2 separate regions of the Homo sapiens genome follow, and region 2 is linked to region 1. A link is an interaction called in ENCODE POLR2A ChIA-PET data of the cell type or tissue named here. Cell type or tissue: GM12878. All regions are shown on one strand. Links, peaks and the distances in the headings refer to the core of each region. The heading gives the core; the rest is flanking DNA.

Evidence for each region. Peaks named below come from ENCODE experiments on the same cell type or tissue, not always from the same donor. Only the 100,000 strongest peaks of a DNase experiment are listed, where the experiment ranks them.
Region 2: POLR2A ChIA-PET joins it to region 1 with 5 read pairs; 4 of 35 experiments call an interaction of 5 or more read pairs at or near these places.

The regions. Positions count from the first base shown.
Region 1 is chr7:55,554,177-55,563,992 of GRCh38, forward strand. The region is part of intron 1 of VOPP1 (VOPP1 WW domain binding protein); the gene reads right to left. Among named protein-coding and RNA genes, the nearest start is that of VOPP1, 13 kb to the right of the region's middle. RefSeq lists enhancers at 655-1,601, 7,606-7,655, 7,736-7,795, 7,826-7,875. In GM12878, for the core only: no CTCF peak of the experiment used is centred there; DNase peaks (open chromatin) are centred at 3,805 and 3,885; H3K4me3 peaks cover 4,383 bases; H3K27ac peaks cover 7,059 bases.
Region 2 is chr7:55,474,758-55,484,573 of GRCh38, forward strand. The region is part of intron 4 of VOPP1 (VOPP1 WW domain binding protein); the gene reads right to left. Among named protein-coding and RNA genes, the nearest start is that of VOPP1, 93 kb to the right of the region's middle. RefSeq lists an enhancer at 3,151-3,701. In GM12878, for the core only: no CTCF peak of the experiment used is centred there; a DNase peak (open chromatin) is centred at 6,134; H3K27ac peaks cover 367 bases.

The sequences.
Region 1 (9,816 bases), core at 253-8,252:
GTCAATCCTAAAATGAAACAAGGTTACACATGTGTGATGCCTGCTGCCTCCTTATCTAATACAGCACCTGGTTCAGGGCAAGGGCTGTGGAGTTGCCAAGGTCAGGAGAGGGCAGGTCTATCTCGTTCCATCCAGGATCTCACAGGGCACTGAAGAGCACTGGGAACTAACTTGAGGGTGGCTGGAATTTTTCCCATAGGCCAATAGGGTACCATTAGTGGATTTCAAGAAGAAAAGTAACAGATCAGACAAAGGTTTCAAAAGCTCACATGGGCAGAATGGAGAAGAAACATCCCAAGGACTGTACACGAGGAAAATGGCCTGGACTGAGTCAGGAATAGAGAAAACGGGGCCTGGGAGAGGCACATTCTAGAAACTTTGAGTAAAAAATTGCAGAACTTGGGTTGCCGAGGATGTAGGGATGGTGAGGTTTCTGGAGCACTGTCCTGGATGGGAGGCAGTGCCATGGACTGACACAGAACCAATGGGCGGAGCTTTGGGGAAAGGGTGAGCTCTGCTTCAGATACACTGTCTGAGGCCTCTGGGCCACCCTGGAGGAGGTCTCTGTTAGACAACTGGGTCGATAGGGGCTGGAGCTCAGCAGGGAATTCTTGGACCAGAAATATAGATTTTGGAGACATTCACATAAACAACTGTCATTGAAGATTTAGATGTAGATGAGATTCCCCAGGATTTTTCGCAGAATGAGGAGAGGAGGAAGACCTCACCCAAGCGCAGGAGACATCAGCATCTGAGGCTGAGATGAGGGTCTGGGAATGGAGAAGGAAAGCTTCCAAGGTGGCTGCTTTTTGCCGCATCTCCCGAAGGAGAAAATCAGGTGAAAGGTGCTGTTTACAAATTAAACCACTACAATGAATCATGCCTCTAGGCCACAAGAAAAATCCATCAGAAACTTAAGTTACATAGAGAAATATACTTTTTAAAAAGGAACCAGTCTTAAAATAAATTTCCAATCTGCCTGTAGAACTTGGAGAAGTAGTGGAGGGAAAAGGAGAGATGGAAGCAAAGCATAGGACAGGGACCAAAGCCTGAAGGGGGAAGCGACAGGAGAGGGAGGGTGCTCTGCATGGACAGCTTGCCCTCCCGACCACCCCCCAGCTCAATCGCTGGCCCCAGGGAAGCAGACTGCATGACAATCGCTCACTTTCAGCACTACCATTTCCGCACATGTGAAAGCTGGAAAGAACAACTACTGCCTCTTTTCACCGCACAGATGACCTTTGCTAAATCCCTTAACTTCTCAACCTCACTTTGTGAATCTGTAAAATGAGCGGCAACATGTAGCTTCCAGGGCTACCATGAGGGACACAGTGGGGGTAACCACTAGGACACTGCCCAGCACCTTTTAGGTGCCAGATAAGATCCAGCTCTTAGTGGTCATGCCATTTGGGTCCAGGGTATTGTTCTAAGCAGCCCTTCTCCTTTTCCTAAGTATCAAGAGCTCCTCAGGCATGGGCTCCTCTTCATTTCGCTAGTGCATACCTCATTATTATTGAAAACGGTAGTAGTCATCAATTACCACTGACACAGCAGGAGGCTCTGCTGGGAACATAATTCTTTATGAGAATTTTGAAACAATAAACTAAATTTTGCTCACATAGTTCCTGCTTACAAAAACCTTTCGGGGACTGCAGTATCATAGAGACTGCTTATGCTGGACTCCCTTCAGTGAGCTCTGCTGATGAACACAGCACAAAGCAAATAAATATAAACGAATGAATAACCCCAATAGCCATCAGCAAAACTCACTTGTTTTCTTTTCCATGTGTTCTAAGATGTTTCCCCGTAGATTTCGCCTCTCTAATAACCTGTATATGATAATGAGAACATGGGTATGTGCTGGAAGCCCCTCTGCTGCTTACCTATGAGGGGCCCCAAGCACTCAATGTATGAAACAGAAAGCTGCTGCACTCACCTAGTGTCCCTAAGGGCAGCCTCTGCTCTCTCCCAGCCACCTGCTGAGCTTCCTCTGAGACCTTCTGAGCCCAGCCTGCCACAAAGGACTGGGTGAGTGCAGGCTACCTAGCAAGGCAGGAGGAGGTGGGAGAGACAGGGGTTCAGCCCAGCAGGACAATGACCCTGACTCATTCCACCAGGTCTCAAGGCCACAGTGAGCCTTGCCAGTTCCTTTCTAAGCCATCCTCCAGTTCGCAAACCTGTTCATCCACTTCTGGATTCCATGAGCCAAAATTCTCATCTTCCAAATTTCCACATTCTATTTATAATAAAGACACATTACTTAGGATAACATGATGGAGTTTCTCAGTCTCTTAATAACCAAAATGCATAACGTGAACCAGCAACAGGAACTCCCTCCACGACAGGCCATGATGGAACCTCAAAGAGAAAAATGCTATGATTATATAAACTTCACACATTGGGGCTTTAAGAACATACTCTGAAGTCTGTGAAAACAAATAAACCTAAAAGCTGTTGGAACCCCCCCCCAAAACACTTCAAGCTTTGAGAGAAATGTGACTGTGATCTGAGTCACATATGGTTACAATTTATGTTTCTCAGATTATAGATAACTCATTTTCTTCTTTTTCTTGCTCTGTACATTGACTAAAGGGAAACCATGTCAGGGTCAAAAGCCTCCCGCCCTCTGAATTAATGACCCTTGTTGTAGATTAACTCCCCCTTCATTGCCCTGCTTCGCTTAGACCAGGTGAAAGAAAACCCAGGACTATTACACCCTCTGTTAAGAAAATGTTAAATATCCCCTCCCCAAAAAGAAACATCACCTAGAGCCAATCAAATTGCTATAACATACACACCAACCTTGTATGAATAATGTTGTAATCCTGCTAAAAACTCCACTGTCTCAGCCCACATAAATGAAGCCTTCACTTCCTACTTCGGAAAACTGACTCCATTTCTTCGGAGTTGGTGTTTCTGGGTGGCCTACCTCACACTTTGTACTTATTTAAATGCTCTTTAAATCATATTCTGACCCCTTTCATTATTTTAGGTTGGCAAGTCAATCTGCTGAGGTTTGAATGCTAGGTCCGACTGCAGAAAATCTTGAGAAAGCCCCAGTCTCCTGAGCCACAGTCCACTCATCTGCAAAATGGACAGGAGGGCAGCACGGAGCCTGGGGCAGGGGTGGGAAGGCTGCACAGATGAAACACCATGTGCTTACTTAAAACAATGCTGCCACACAACAAGCACCTGCTAAGTGCTGGTTATCACATTGCCACCATCATCTGGAGAAATAAAATAAGGTTGGAAAGTTTTAAAAAAATACTCAAACATAAGATGTTTCAAAAAAAAAAAAAGGACTTAAAAAAACCCCATATGCTAGCAAGAAGGCTCTTATGTCTGTTTATATTTCAATCGTTGGCTTGACTTCCAATCTGAAAATTCCGATTCTTCAGGACCCATCTAACACCAACCCCACCCAAAATGAGTGCCCCATTAGAAAATACTGGAATATTGTGGGGATGGGAAAAGGAAGGGGCCAAGTAACTCTGCCCAGCCACAACAGAACAAAACACATACATAAGAAAGACATGCTGGATGCTGACTGATTTGCATTTTGTAAGGAGCTGCTGCAACCTACACACAACCACAAGGGCAGGACCGTCCGCAGAGAATGGCAGAATGGAAGGTGGAGCAAATGAGAGGGTGTGTAGAGCCTCTGAACAACTCAGGCCCGGGGCCTCCAACAGGAGGACTCCTAACCATGCCAGATAATGAACTTCCTCCAAGTCTGCACTACTTGAATTGGGTTTCCTATCACTGAGGGCCAAAGACGTTCTAATCAATATGCGGTTTAGTAAGTACTCTGTGGGGCATTGCAAGTACAGACAGACAAGAAAACCCTTCAACAGAGGGTGGAATGGCGTTGCGTGGGGTTGGGAGGAGGGGAAATTAGGTATTTGTCAAAAAGTACAAAGTTTCAGTTATGCAAATCAGTGAGTCCTAGAGGGCTGCTGTGCCACAGAGGTCCTGCAGTTAACACTACTCTACTGTGTACTTAGAAATCTGCTAAGGGGTAGACCTTATGACACACAATAATAATAATAATAATAACCAGACAGCAGGAGGAAACTTTTAGAGGCTTATGGCATAAATTGTGGAGGTGGTTTCATAGGTGCATGCTTATCTCCAAACTCATCAAGCTGTATACATTAATTATGTTCAGCTTGTTGTATGTCAAAAAAAATTAAATACAAAAGAATGAATTTTAAGAAAAAGAATATCCTTCATATTTTTAATATGTTCCTTAAACTTCCATCAGACAACTAAATGAAAACTCATACAAATAATGTGTTTCTCACCTGCTAACCTGTTCAGGTGTGCACACCTGCAGGGGTGACAGATGATGCTTTAATCGGGGAGAGGACCCTGCCACCCCAGAGACACCCTGCTAATGCCAATTCCAATCATCTCTGCTCAGCCTCCAGAGAGCCCAGGCATCCCTGTCCAGAGGCTACTGTGCTGTGTCAGGTGCTGTAAAGTCTCTTCACTTCCCAGATCCACCCACCCATCCATCCATGTCCAACCCCAGGCTCCTTGCAGACAAAGACCCAAAAGACAGAGTAAAAACTTCAGACTACATACAGCCTCAAACACAGCATGGCTACAGGGTGAACACCAAACCCTGGCATCATTATCATTAGTAAAGCTGACTGACAAAGAGCTATTTTAGTGTTCTGAGCCCTCTTCAGCAATAATAACGCAGAGTTGCTAAAAACCAAAGAAGAAAGCAAAGGAAAGGTCAGTGTTCAAGGTTAGCGACAAGATAGCCTCACTGAAAAGTTTAATACCATCCTGCATTTCCTTCTGAAGACCTAATTATATTAATTTTATTTGTGCCCAAAGCTTTGCAAACAACTTGAGCTATATATAAGTCACTAAGTATCCAGTGGATAGTAACGGTTTTTTAGTCTGCTCCCTCATCATCAGAGGGAGCCTCTGATGGCTTCAATGGGAGCCTGAGCCATCCATCAAAACAAGAACCATACACACAACTGAATTCAGATAAACAGGGTGGAGTTTAAAAAGGTACTGATTCTAGTGGTGACAATCATCACTAAATAAATCCACTTCCACTCTTGGCAGCTTCTCTGAATACATCACTAGGTCATGCTGACACTCAGAAAGGGACCAGAGACTCCTAATTAGGATGCCTACCCTTCCCATCTTATGGAGGAAGGTGAGCACTGCCCATTAGCAAGCCCCTGAGAGCAGCCGCTGACCGTGCCATTGGGCCGACCAACAGGCCACCACAGTGGAAGGACTCTAATGCCTGGCTCAGCTGACCAGGGCCCAGATGTCGTGATTTTGAAGTCCAGCTCCTTTTCTGCCAGGAAGTGATAAAAGCATCAATTGTATCAAGTAACCTGTGATCTCAATTTGTCCAAGGCTCTCATTATGAGAGAAAGCCTTCTCCCTATCTGCGATTTAACTTCTCATGCAATTCAGAAAGTCAGAGATGAATCTCAGCTTCCACTGGGGTGACTAGCTATTAATAAAACCAATACATATTTTTCCTGAGTCATTCCACCAAGAACTCAAAGCATAAAACAGACCTACAACCTATGTTAATGACTCCATCCCAACCCAGGGCACATGCAGTGGAACCGGCAAGTTCTCATTCACTCCACTGCCCATGTCAGCCCCACAGAAGAACCTCAGAACGTGGCAATGGAGTATAAAAACCTTTACTGGCCAGGCGCAGTGTCTCATGCCTGTAATCCCAGCACCGCACGAGGCCGTGGCAGGCGATCACCTGAGGTCAGGAGTTCCAGACCAGCCTGGCCAACATGGTGAAACCCCATCTCCACTAAAAATACAAAAATTAGCTGGGGATGGTGGCGCACGCCTGTAGTCCCCGCTACTTGGGAGGCTGAGGCGGGAGAATCACTTGAACCTGGGAGGCAGAGGTTGTAGTGAGCCAAGATCATGCCACTGCACTCCGGCCTGGGGAAAAGAGTGAGGCTCTGTCTCAAACAACAAACGAAAACAAAAAAAACCTTTACAACAGTGATTTCACTAAAATATCCATTTTAAGCAACATTTTTTTTCAACCTTGTGGCAAGCAAAGTAATGCCACCTCCTGCCCACAAAGATGTCATCGTCCTAATCCACAGAACTGGGAATGTCACCTTAGGTGGCAAAAGGGGCTTTGCAGACGTGATTAAGTTAAGGATCTTACAATGAGGAGATTATGCTGGGTAATTCAGGTGGGCCCAATGTAATCTCAAGGGTCTTTACAGTGACAGAGAGAGAGAAGCATGAGAGAAATTAGAAGACACAGAATCGCTGGCTTTGAAGGGGAGGAAGGGACCACCAGCCAAGAAACACAGGCAGTCCCTAGATGCTGGGACAGGCCAGGAAATGAATCCTCCCTGGAGCCTCCAGAAGAAACATGGTCCTGCTGACATTCTTGAATTGAGCCCACTGAGAGCCATTTAGGACTTCTGACCTCCAGAGAGGGAAGATAATAAATCTGGATCGGTTTAAGCCACCAAGTTTGTAGTCACTTGTTATAGCAACAACAGGTAATGAACACAGAGGTCACAGCAAGTTCTTCTCTAGTAGGCCAGTAGCCTCACTCTCCCTTCTCTGCACCTGTCCCATACCCTCACCTCACTCCCATGTCAACCTCTACTTTTTTACCAAATGCCTTGTTCATTTTCCAATCCATCAACCATCTTCTAATTTTACACACTCAAGAAATGACCCTAACATAGCCATCATAACAATAATTCCCCAAAATCCTCTCACTCATGATGCACTGCCATCCCGCGTCAATCCCCAGTCTGGCAGCCACCCTTCTACCTCCCTGCTTCCATGCTGCTTAGGGGGCCAGTCAGGGCAGCTGGCTGTATCCAAGACTGCCCGAAATGCTCACTCTGCACCCCGACCATGGATGCTCTGAGATGCACATGCACAGCTTCCCAGGACCCTCACCACAACCGCTGTGCGACCTTCACCATGACCTGGAGGCCCAGGTCCTTCCCAGCTTATCTCTGTGGCTTACTTCAACGCAAAGTTCCTGACATCCCACCCAGGTCACCAACCTTTCCCCACTGAACTTCAACTCTATGTGCACCTTCCCTCTTGATGACCTCCTTCCTCATCTCCTTCCTCACATCCCCACTCCCCTTCCAAAGCCTAACCTCTACACCCAAGCTCCCAAGCCCATCCCCCTCACTGTGCCAAACCCTTCTGGAACAAACAGGTCCTCTAGGAGCTTAAGGTCTAAAGAATTTACAGACCAGGCCGGGCACGGTGACTCATACCTGTAGTCCCAGCTCTCTGGGAGGCCAAGGCGGGCAGATCACAAGGTTAGGAGTTCAAGACCAGCCTAGCCAATATGGTGAAACCCCGTCTCTACTAAAAATACAAAAATTAAGTGGGCGTGCTGGTGGGCACCTTATGTCCAGCTACTCAGGAGGCCAAGGCAGGAGAGGGGGAGGCGGAGGTTGCAGTGAGCCAAGATCATGCCACTGCACTCCAGCCTGGGTGACAGAGCAAAACTCTGTCTGGAAAAAAAAAAAAAAAAAAAGAAGAAGAATTCACAGACTGCTCCCCTCTTCCAAAAAAAAAAAAAAACAAACAAGCAATTACAGTATCTGAGCTCAGAGCACGTGGGAGTAGCTTGCCTAGGGAGTAGCTTGCCCAAGTCGGGGACTTAACTCATACCCAAGTGGACAATGAGAGTAGCCTTCCATGACACCACCTGAGGGTCTTCAAGTATGGTGGGAGTTGAAACGGCAGTCAAAGGAATGGGAAAACAGGAAGTGAAAGTATGGTGCCTTCAGGACCCACAGTAGTCGGTTCAGTCTGCTGTACTGGATGAAGACTTCTGATCCTCATCTATGCATCAGAAGCAATGTGCATCTGTTAAAAAATAAAGATGACTAGGCTCCAGGTGCAGGTAATTGTTCGAAACTCCCTACCTCATTCTAATGTACAGCCAACGCTGAGAATGGCAAGGAGGTCTCTGTAGATACTGAAAGCTTTCCAAGGGCGCTCCTCCATACTGCTAAAGGACTCGAATTCCAAACCTTCAACCTCCATGGGTCTGCTTTCCTAAAGCTGACTGCCTGAGACACAGGCCCTGGTCCGGATGCTGGTCAAGTGACAGTGCTAATTCCCCGTTTACAGTCACCCTTCTCTCCCTTTACAAAGAAAGGCACACCTCCCTCCCATTTCTAGTCTTACTGGGATGTGCTGGTCCAGAACTAAAAAACTCTCTCAAGTACCAATCTAAGGCCACTGAAAATACTGGTAGTGACACTGTTAAAGAGAAATTGTTCTGACACTTGTCAAAAATGGTAAGGCTTTATTCAAGACTATTGCAATAGGGGTCAATCTATCACAACAGCAAGACAGACTGACCTCAACTCCAAATACAACCAAAATCAGTGTGAATTCACAGCCAAGGAGCAGAGTGAGGGGGTCAACGGATACAAAATTGCTAAGAGGAGAGGCATGATGGGTAGAAGTAAGGAGGAATTCTTGCTGAAGACAGCCTAAGGTGATCAGATATTAAGCGTGAGGGGATGACTTGGCAGGACTCTTGCTGAAACTGAGCTCCACTGAGGACAGACACAGAGGGCAAGGTGGAGGCCTAGTGAGAAGAGGGCTCAGAGGATCCCAACCAAAGTTTGGTCAAGGGGAGAGTTTTTGTCAACGCACGCCTTGCATCTCAACTGGTTTCAAATTCTTTGCTTTCAATTAAATTGAAAGATGACCTAATTGTAGATTACTATGCGGTCTGGGCACATCACTCGGAAGTTCAACATGAAACTTTTTCCATTTCCATCAGTTATACATGCCCTAACTTGAAATATCCTCGTCCATCTCACTCAGAAATTTATTTCCAGTAAATTTTACTGTTTATGTTTAATAATATTCAATTGGTAATACATGTATAGTGTCAATCAAATGTGCAATAAAAATGATAAATCAATTAGTCTTTTTAAATTTTTTGGAGGTATATCTGAGGAAATGTTTTAAAAATTAATTTCGATACAGATTTTGTTACAAAAAACGACAGATCAAAACTAGACTTTCAAGCATAAATATATATTATTAGAAGAAAATTCTATAAAGTAGAAATTCAAAAAAGGAATGCTATATTTGCAACCATTAGAGAAGATTATTTGCGTTTTTTAAAAAAATCAGTATCAAATTGCTAATGGTATTTAGATTCCACTGAATACATTAAAAGAGTGATATTATAGTTGAATTTTTAACAATGTTTACAATACATGAGAAATCAAATCTATTGTAACCATTTAAAATCTATGATAAACAAGATCACACAGGTTGAGTATCCTTTACCTGAGATGCTTGGGACCAGAAGTGTTTTTGGATTTTGCATCTCTTTGGATTTTGGAACATTTGCATATACACAGTGAAGTATCTTGGGGATGGGACCCAAGTCTAAAGATGAAATTCATTTATGTTCATATATATCTTACACATATAGCCTGAAGGTAATTTTATACAATATTTTTAATAATTGTGTGCACAAAACAATGTTTTGGCTGTGATCTGTCACACAAGGTCAGGTGTGAAATTTTCCACCTGTAACATCACACTGGCACTCAAAAAGTTTCAGATTTTGCAACACTTAGGATTTTTGATTTTCAGATTAGGGTTGCTTAACCTGTATGTTCCACTTAAAATTATGTGAGAGGGTATATAGCTTTTGAAAATTCCCTAAAAGAGTATAAGAGCCAAAATTTTGACAACCTTTGAGCTAGAGAAAGCTGCTCAATTTGGGAGGAAAGAAATGAGAAGGAAAGAAAGGAGAATTCCTGAAGAAATTCT
Region 2 (9,816 bases), core at 1,152-9,151, 79 kb before region 1:
GGAAACATGGGCATGTCCAGGAGAAGGCTGCAGGAAGGAGCAGCACTGAGGCCAGGAGAGGAGCATGAAGTGTCTAAGGCTGATGAGAAGGATGCATAGGCAATGGGAAGATGCGGCAGGAGGTGGTGCACCAGGAGCCAGGGCAGCAAGGGGTGGGAGAATTTTCAGGAAGAAGTGATGTTCTCTCCCCAGCTGAAGAGAGATGGAAATAAGCACGGCTGTAGCCTTGGGGTTCCCGTGCTCTTTCTCTACAGTTTCACACCATGGTAGACACAGGTCCCTGCTGCAGTAGGGAGAAACAGTCCAGGGTGTGGGTGAAGACTGTAGGAGGGGACGGGTGGCAGCTGGAAGGCACGCAGGGCAAGAGAAGGTGCCTTTGTAAGGATGGAAACGCTTGCGCATATGGGCAGGGGTAGGGACAGACACAGGACAGAGAGAACTTTCGGGGAGAACACAGCTCGGTGAGGGTAATGGCCTCTGGTAAAGCACTTGGAGCCTACTAGCTGGGAGCTGGTGCACAGGAAGGCACCCGAGACAGTGGGCCGAGTGGGCAGAGCCATGTGGGGTGTGGCCCTGAAAAGCACAGCAAGGGACTCGGCCACCACAGGTTTGGCGGAGCGGTGGGTGAACATGGCCGGCAGCCTCCACTGCCGGGCGAAGCAGGTCCAGGTGATTCATTTGCTGACAGGGATGTGGGAAAGGGCAACAGGAGAACTGACCAAAAGCCTCAAGGACGAAGGGAGCAGTGCGTTACAGTCACAGATGGGAGCCAAAATAGTGACAAGGAGCGACAGGCCCACTGGTGCAGGATTCGGTGTGGTGGGGACAATCTGCACAGAGGTGACAGCCAGGAGCAAGGGGACTCCACCACCCCTCCCTTCCCTACACAGGGTGTGCCCTGGGAGGAGCCCTTCAGTTCTGGTTTGTGGTTGATGGTTGGGTTAAAGAAAACACACAAAACATTCTAGGAAGAGGCTGGGGTTGCAGAAAGACTTTCTCCACAAGATGGGGTAGAAAGGGTAAGGAGAGGTGAGTAAAACCATGGCTGCCCCTCACGTCACCAGTGTTCATCAGGCCAGCCTGTGCCGTGTGTGCACGGTGGGGAATGGCATGGGATGGGGATTGGGTGGGAGAACAGAGGCTCTGCCAGAGTGAGTGCCTCACCAAGGTCACGCTACCGCTAGAGCAGCACCAGGACTTGAACCCAGTAGTGAACCAGAAAGTCAGACTCTCCCTATGATGACAGGCGTCTCTTGAAACAGGATGGTGAAGTGGGGGAAGAAGTTCAGGCAAGGGTGGGATGGGAGAGCCACAGGAGACTGGGGGCATCACGGGCCCGTGTGGAGCGCCGTCTAAGAATTAAAGGCCACCACAGCCAGCCTCCCAGCCGGGCTGCACTCACACCCTTGGCATGTCATCTGTCTCTGGACAATGCTGGAGTCATTTTACTTTGAACGTCATCATCTCCTCCTCAGTGGGAGTCTTGGCATGGTTTGAAAGGGAGCTCCAGGCTCAGCAAAGACTGGGAGGACACGCTGTGATGTTAACTGACAATCACCCCTTCTCAGTGAGCTGGCCCAGCCCCACGGGTGCCAGGGGGATGGCCAGGCAGCCTGTATTCTTAGCAGGACCTGCCACCTCTCTAGCCCAGCTGACTGGCCAGTGGCGTGTCGGGGGGGTGGGCGGGGGGGCTGGGCCAATCTTTCCTGGGGATGCAAAAGAGTCCGGCAGGCCGCAGAGGGAGGGGTGGAAATGCAGGGAGAAGGAGAGGCAGCTGACAGAGTATGTGGCCCAGGAGGGACAGAGGCCAGGGGCCCAGGGGCCTGACTCCTGACAGCGTTCCAGTTACACCAGGATCCCCACACCATTTTAGTCAGCCCCTCCAAACTCAGGGCACGTGGGTCTCTGGTCTCACCTCTCCTCCTCTCCAGCCATGCCCTGGCTTCCCTGCTCTGTCCCCTCTGGCCCAGCTGCTCCTCCAGCCATGGGCAGGAGCCTCAACACAGGGCACCAGGGGCAGAGCTCGTTCCTGCCACCCAAGCTGTGGCAGGCTTGGCCCTACATTCCTCCCCACCAATCACTCATGGGACGGTGGGCTCTCCAGAGGGACAGGGCCTGCTATGATGGGCTCCTGCCCACTTCAGAGCCTTGTGTCTCACCGCCTGCCCTATTCTCCATCTCCAGCAGTAACCACACTGCCTGGATCCGGTCTGCCCTCTCTGGGCCCTCACTAGATAACATATCCCAGGCTTTCACCATGCAAACCGTGTCTCCTGGAATGCCTGTGACCACCTCATGCCAGGCACCTCCTAGCCTCTGGTCTGGCTAATTGCCATGTATCTTTCAGTCTCAGCTCAGAATCACCAGGCAGCCCCCTCTTGCTGCCTGTCACTGCCTTCCCAGCTGAGCAGGCACCCCTGTCCTCTGGTACCCAGAACAAGGCACGTCCATGAGTATGCAGCAGTTGCCTAGTATGGTATGATTTTCTGAGCCTTCTGAACACGAGGACAGAGCATCACTCACCCTGGTTCCCTGAGAGCCCAGAACGGCACCTTGCATGTGGCAGACGTTCCATAAATACACGGGAGGAGTGACTGAAGGGGGGACGAGTGGCGACTTGGATCTGGACTTTGGCGCTGCCAGATTGTGCTGGGTGTGCATGGGTTTCCTGAGACACACCTGTTTCTGATATGACAGGAGTGACTGGCTGCCCCACTCAGCAAGCCTGTGCCAAGGCCGTGGCTCCTGTCGAGGGGAGGATCCCAACCCCCTGCTGCAGGTGAGGGAGGGGCGGGAGTGTGGTCTTTGTAGAAGAGAGGCAGCCAGGCTATGTTTGCAATGTGGCCACTCACGCTGCAGAACCAGAAACACCAGCACCTGCATCCAGTCTAATCGGTATCTTCGTGTTCATAGACACAGTGATGGATCCTACCAGGAACTGGTGGGACGGGATTGAAATATTTGAACATGGAGATGGAGAGGTATTTGGAATATAAAAGAGAACGGATAGAAAATGAATAAACTGTGTACTTGTCAAGAACATGAACCCTTAGGTTAAAAAATTGGTGACCACGCTGGAGAGGCTACAGTTGAGGTTAAAGGGCAGCAGGGCCGGATGCTGGAGCCTCATGTGAGTAGCTGAGGGACCCCGGCCAGGTGGAGGCAGCGCGGCCGCGGAAGCAGCATGCAGAGGCCGCACCCACCCAGACAGCTGCTCAGCTTCTGCTCATTTGGCTACAACTCCTCACAGGACGCTGGCCATGCTTACCATTCAGGCTCCCACAAAGAAGAGCAACCGAGAGAAGGTGGACCCAGTTCTCACAGAGGCAGAGACTCATTTAGGAAAGAGAAAGCAAGGACACTTCATTCTCTGCATGAAGCCTGCGGACAGAAGACCAGCACGGTCTGGAATGTGCCCACAGACTTCAGAGAGATCACGGCAAAGACATTCCCACAAACCACAGATGATTATATGGCACATGGCTCTGGAATCAAAAGCACCTTAAAGTCATAACCTCAACTCCTTAATCACAAATAATCACAAAGAGAACAAAAATGTGAGTGTCCCAAATGAAGCCCTGTGACTAAAGAGCAAAATTACAAAATGAGATTATTACCAGGAGCAAATACAGAATGAAGTCAGGAAAAAAAAGCCCAAGGGAGCTGCAGCTTGAAGCAATGACTCTAGCCAAAAAAGGGGGCTTTGCATGTGCACAGAGAATAAAGAAGATTAAGAAATAAAACAAATAGCAAAAGAAACTACCTTAAATGGTATTCTCTCCCAAGGAGAATGGTTTGCAAACTGAAAGGGAGAAACAAAAAAATGGGTGAGGGAAAATGAAAGACCAAGATAAATGAGAACTGACCGGATGTTGGGGAGAGCATTCAGATTGCCTGCCTCCAACCAAGTACCTCTCAGTGCAGGAAGCATGGAATAGAACCAGGACCTCAGGGTCCCATGACATGCTAAGTGCATTTTCCTCACAGATTCATGTATCTCACATACAGCCTGTCATTCTAGCCACCGAGGAATGCTATGAGATACACACTATTTCAATTTTACAGATTCAAAAGCGGAAGTCCAAATAAATTACACAATGTGCTCAAGGGACTCTCCTTCCAGTGGACACTGTTGCATCTGTGAGGACCCAGGCGGACCTCTCTCAGCCAGGAAGGAGAGTTGGAGGGGGAAGAGCTGAGGGGGGCAGCAGGGGCCCATGGAAGGAGCCCGGCCCGAGGATGCTGCTGAGCCATGCAGTTAAACCATGGCCCTTCCTCTATGTGACTTTCTATCGTAAGAGACAATTCTTTCTTATTTTTGAAGCTGGCTGAATTGAGGTATGTGTTACTTGTAGCCAAAAGCCTTGAACTACCTCTTCCAGAGAACATTTTCTTTTTTTTTTTTTTATTATTATACTTTAAGTTTTAGGGTACATGTGCACAATGTGCAGGTTAGTTACATATGTATACGTGTGCCATGCTGGTGTGCTGCACCCATTAACTCGTCATTTAGCGTTAGGTATATCTCCTAACGCTATCCCTCCCCCATCCCCCCACCCCACAACAGTCCCCAGAATGTGATGTTCCCCTTCCTGTGTCCATGTGTTCCAGAGAACATTTTCACAAACAACAGAGGTGTTGCCAGCTCAGTACTGGCATTTCTGTGTCCTCTGAGCTTTCTAGTTTGGTTTGGTTTGAGGTTGTATCTGTTCATTTTGCTAAACTGTCTCAACTCTTAGAAATATTTCTGAGCTCATTCTCCAGGATTTTTAGGTAAGTACTGATGATAAACTGTTTACAAACAGTAATAGTTTTGTTTCTCCTTCCTGATGGTTGAATATTTTCATTTTAGCCAGAAATTTTAGAGCAATATTAAATATTATTAAATATCAGTTATGATATTAAGCAATCCAATTTTCATGGGAATTATTTTATAGTTTCACCAAATGTGATGTTAGCAAAGAATCTAAAGTGCATACTCAACAATTATTTATGCAACATCTCCCGTTCAAAAGGCATAGCTGGTAACATGGAGCACACAGTGGAAGGCTTGAGCCTGGAACCCAGGAATTTACATGAGGTCTTTATTACATTAATAAAAGGCCTTACATGGCTAGTTTTGAGAGAGTTTTGATAAGGAATATATATCAAATTGTGCTGACAGCCTCTTCAGCACCTACTGAGACAATCATTGCTTTCTGATATAACTTACAATGTTAATTGCGTGCCTAAAATAAAACGATCTTTTGTTAAGAAGATCATGGTTGGTTATGATGGTTTACTATTTTGACACATTGCTTAATTCAGTTTCCTAAATATGATTCGATATAATTTTATTTTGGTGTTTATTCCCAAGTTATACTAACTTTACAACATGAATACGTAGCATTCCTATGATTTGCAGTAATTGATACATTCATTAAAATGAATTGTTTCTTAAAAGTTTCAAAAAAGCCATATGAACTTAAAGACATTCTGGGAGATAATTCTTTGAAAATGTCTTCAAGCTCTTGCTTGCTTTTTGAGTTATTGAAATTTTCAATGTCTTTACGCACTTTGGTATCATAAAGTACTTACGCACTTTGCCATCTTACCAGATTTTCCAATTCATGAATACTTCCTTGTGATTTTCAACTCCTTTGAATCTGTAGTGTTTTAATTTATGCTTTTATTTTTGTGTTCTTCTCCTTTATTGATTAGATTTATCAGGAGGGGAACAAGCAATGTGATTTGCTCTATTGCTTTTTATCAACTGCTAACTTAGATTTATAATTATATTTTTCTGATTTTTACAATTAATTTGTATTTCATTTATAATTTCTCCCATCTCTACTTCCCAGGCTTAATTTTACCCACTCTTTATATATTTCTGTGACTTTATTAATTTCTGAGCCTCTTTTGAGGAGAGCTCAGTTCATTTGCTTTTTCATAAACTTTTAACAGAATAAAGCTATGAATCTATTAATACCTCTAAAAATTGGCTGAACATGTACTGCATATGCTGTTGCATTCCTTTCACTGATGCCTATGTCCATTTGTGTGTTCAACAAAGACTGAATTCTCACTGAGTGCCAGCACTGTTCTGGGCACTGAGGATGTAACAATGACAAAAACTGAAAATCTCAGTTCTCACGTTACTTGCAGTTTAGAGAGACAATGAGCAAGGTAAGAAAAATAGGTTAGTTGGTGATAAGTGCTAAAGATGAAAATAAAGCAGGAAAATTGAAAAATGAAAAGCCAACAGGGGAGGGGGAAGGGCAGTGCCATTCTTCCTTGTGTCTGCAGGCCTCATGAGGAGGTGAAGGACCTCAAGGAAATGGAACTGTTGGGCAGAAGGGGCAGGCAGCAGGTACTGGAGGAGCGTGCCGTGTACCTGGGCGTGTCCATGGAGAAAGAGACTTTTAGGCAGAGGAATGGCTGTCTGGAGGGTCTCAGGACAAGTCACAGGCCAGTGAGTGGCAGCAGGGGAGTGAGCCAGGAGGGGCCACAGGAGAGGCCAGAGCCCGCTGGGCAGCCAGGAGGGGTGCTGAGAGAAGAGAGGGCCTCCTTGGCCTCTCAAAGTGCTTCTGTGGCACAGTGGGCCCATGAGAGTGTTGGGAGCACAAGCCCTGGCTCCTGCTGTGACTCTGGCTGCCTTGCTGGAAGCAAGAGGCAGCAAGAGAACCACCAGGGAGGCTCTCATCAGAGTCTGAATAAAGGGTGGTAGCAGCCAGGGTGGTGTCGAGAGAAAAGGCCAACTGGCCTCAAGGCTCCTGGCTGGAGCCCTGGAAGAACAGAGGTGGGGCCTGGAAAGAGGGCGGAGGAAAGAACCAGCACTGCAGGGTCCTCCACTCCCACCTTTTTGACTCAATACATCATTTATGGGACTAGTCTTTTATTTCCAAGTGGGTGCAGAGCATGCATTTGTTCATTTACAGACATCTACAAACTGCAGGTGTCCTACTGGGAGTAGTAACTACTGCCCCTCAGTGAGTGCTGACTCTCCGGCCCTGTGCTCAGCAGGGGACACGAAGGAAGTACTCTTAGGATCCCAGCTTCAGGGGCTTGAGGCTCAGAGAACTGAGCAACTTTCCGAAAATCGCCACAGAAGCACGAAGTTTGAAACAAAGCCCCTAGTATCCGGAGGTATGCAGCTTCTACTTCTACAAACGTATTCGGACACCTTTGTAGTACAAAATCTAAGCGCTTCTTTCAAATGTTCCATTTATTTTTACATTTTGATCAGATTAATAGCAATGCATTGACACTCCTACAGTTTCCATCACTCTGTCATATTTTTACATTTTTGTTTTACATACTTTGAAAATTAAGACATGACTATTGTATCTTCACCTTTTATAAAAGGTGATTTTTATCAGTATTAAAAGGACTTCCTTTTCATATGCATATATTAGTAAATCTATGGAATATTTCTCAAAGAACACGCAAAAAAAAACTGATAAGCGGGAGGAAGGGAATTGGACTGCAGACTGTATATTTCTTCTTCCACTGTATAACGCTGTACATTTCCTCTTGAGGTACATACATTATCCATTACAAAAAAGAACCTCCTGCTACTGCCTTTTGGGGAAGAGAGGAAGAAGGGAGGTATTTTTTTTTTTTTTTTTTGAGACGGAGTCTCACTCTTTCCCTCAGGCTGGAGTGCAGTGGCGCTATCTAGGCTCACTGCAAGCTCTGCCTCCCGAGTAGCTGGGACTACAGGCACCCACCACCACACCTGGCTAATTTTTTTTTTTTTTTTTTTTTTGTATTTTTAGTAGAGATGGGGATTCACCGTGTTAGTCAGGGAGGTAGGGCGGTCTCGATCTCCTGACCTCATGATCCGCCTGCCTCAGCCTCCCAAAGTGCTGGGATTACAGGCGTGAGCCACCGCGTCCGGCCAAGAGGAGGAAGGGAGTTAAAAACATGTGGGTATTAGGCACCCAGCCTTCAGGCCGACCTGTTAGGGTTTACAGAGACCATACACTTGAAACACAGCTGAGATGCATGTGAACATTGCTTTAAGACATTGGGGCCCTAATGTCCCACAAGAAAAGGCACAGACAAACTTAGTGAGCAAGATTAAGTAGAAAATGAAACCCCCACACTAAGTTTTCACTTTTTCTTTCCTAGCTGTATAAATCAGAAGCTGAGTGAAGACAACGGTTTTGCTTGCTGCTGCTGATTTTTTAAAAACAAAAGCAAAAATAACTGTGTTAATAAAGAGAATTCCAGTGCATTACACAGAGCAGATCCTCAAGCATCTGCCAGAAATTAGAGTAAAAGCAGTCATGTTATTCCAAGAGACGAGCACTAACTTTCACTCCGGCTCTGCAGAGTTCACAGGTGCTCACGCTATTCTTAATGCTGAACTTGTATGACTGTGGCCAGCACAGCCCATCCTTCAATGCTTGTGTCTTCATCAAACCTGTAGCGCTTCTCAGTGCAGGGGGCATCCTGCATCACCTATTTCATCATTCACCTTGCTGAAATACAGACCCTGACTCAGCGGCTCTGGGTGGCGCTGGGGTGAGGGAGAGCCTGCATTTCTAACAGGCTCCAGGGACCATGCATGTCTTCAGGCTGTAATTTGACCAGCAGGTGCGAGGCAGTTGATAAGTGTCTATGGATCCTGATAACATGTTATGATTATCATCCCTCATTACAGAGGGGGAATCTGAGTCATGAAGGGTAGGTCCTTCCCTTCACTCAACCCTTCAGTAAGTTCCATGAACTCTGGGCCCAGGAAGGACCCCATCCCTGCTCTGTCCTCACCATCCCAATGCCCCACCCTGGCCAAATAGGGCAGTGCCTCTTACAGCTCTCTCTCGGGTTCCTTTGCTTAGGTTTATGATTCTCTCCAAAAGCTCTCCTATGTGGCTCTCAAGTCACCTTTGACCCCGCCCCTTCTTTGCTAATCCCTCCTGGTGAATTCTGTTACTTTCCCATGTCATGCTCTTTAGCCTCTCTCATTAAAGCAGAATATACTTGGATGTTGATTTTAACACAACATGTTGGTCCTTTTTTCTTTTTTCTTTTTTTTGAGATGGAATTTCGCTCTTGTTGCCTTGGAGGGCAACAGTGCGATCAGATCATTGCAACCTCCGCCTCCTGGGTTCAAGCAATTCTCCTGTCTCAGCCTCCCGAGTAGCTGGGATTACAGGCACATGCCACCATGCCTGGCTAATTTTTGTATTTTTAGTAGAGACAGGGTTTCATCATATCGGTCAGGCTGGTCTCAAACTCCTGACCTCAGGTGATCCACCTGCCTCAGCCTCCCCAAAGTGCTGGGATTACCGGCGAGAGCCACCGCACCCAGCCATCTTTTTCTTCTTACAGAGGAGTGTTAACACATTCCTCTTCACTGCCATAATATAGACTGTGGATGATCTTCCTCTGCCATGTTTTGTTTTTGTTTCCTTGCTGTTTCTTATCTAGTCTGTTTCCCTGACCTCCCCCAACTTTTTAACTTTTATTACTATCTTTGAAAGTGGTTTAGAATGTGGACATGTTGCTTTAGATTTCAAGAGGAGCTACTGTAGAGACATCCCAGGAACTGTCAAACACATCAGACTTGACTTTGTGGAGATTCATCCTCGTGAGCCTCCTTCCACCCCCTTGCCAGTCTTTCTTCACTGAACCTAGAGAAGCACAGGTGCTTTCCTTTATGATCTCATCACGCACTTCTCCAACCTACAGTCGCTGGGGGGTGGGGGTGAGCAGCAGTGCAGGCTGGAGCTGCTGAGGACAGCACCATGTCCTCAGTGGAGTGGTCTCTGTGCCAGCCAGCTGGGTGTGGAGTAAGGAGATTATTCGCACGGGGTGAGCTTGGGATGG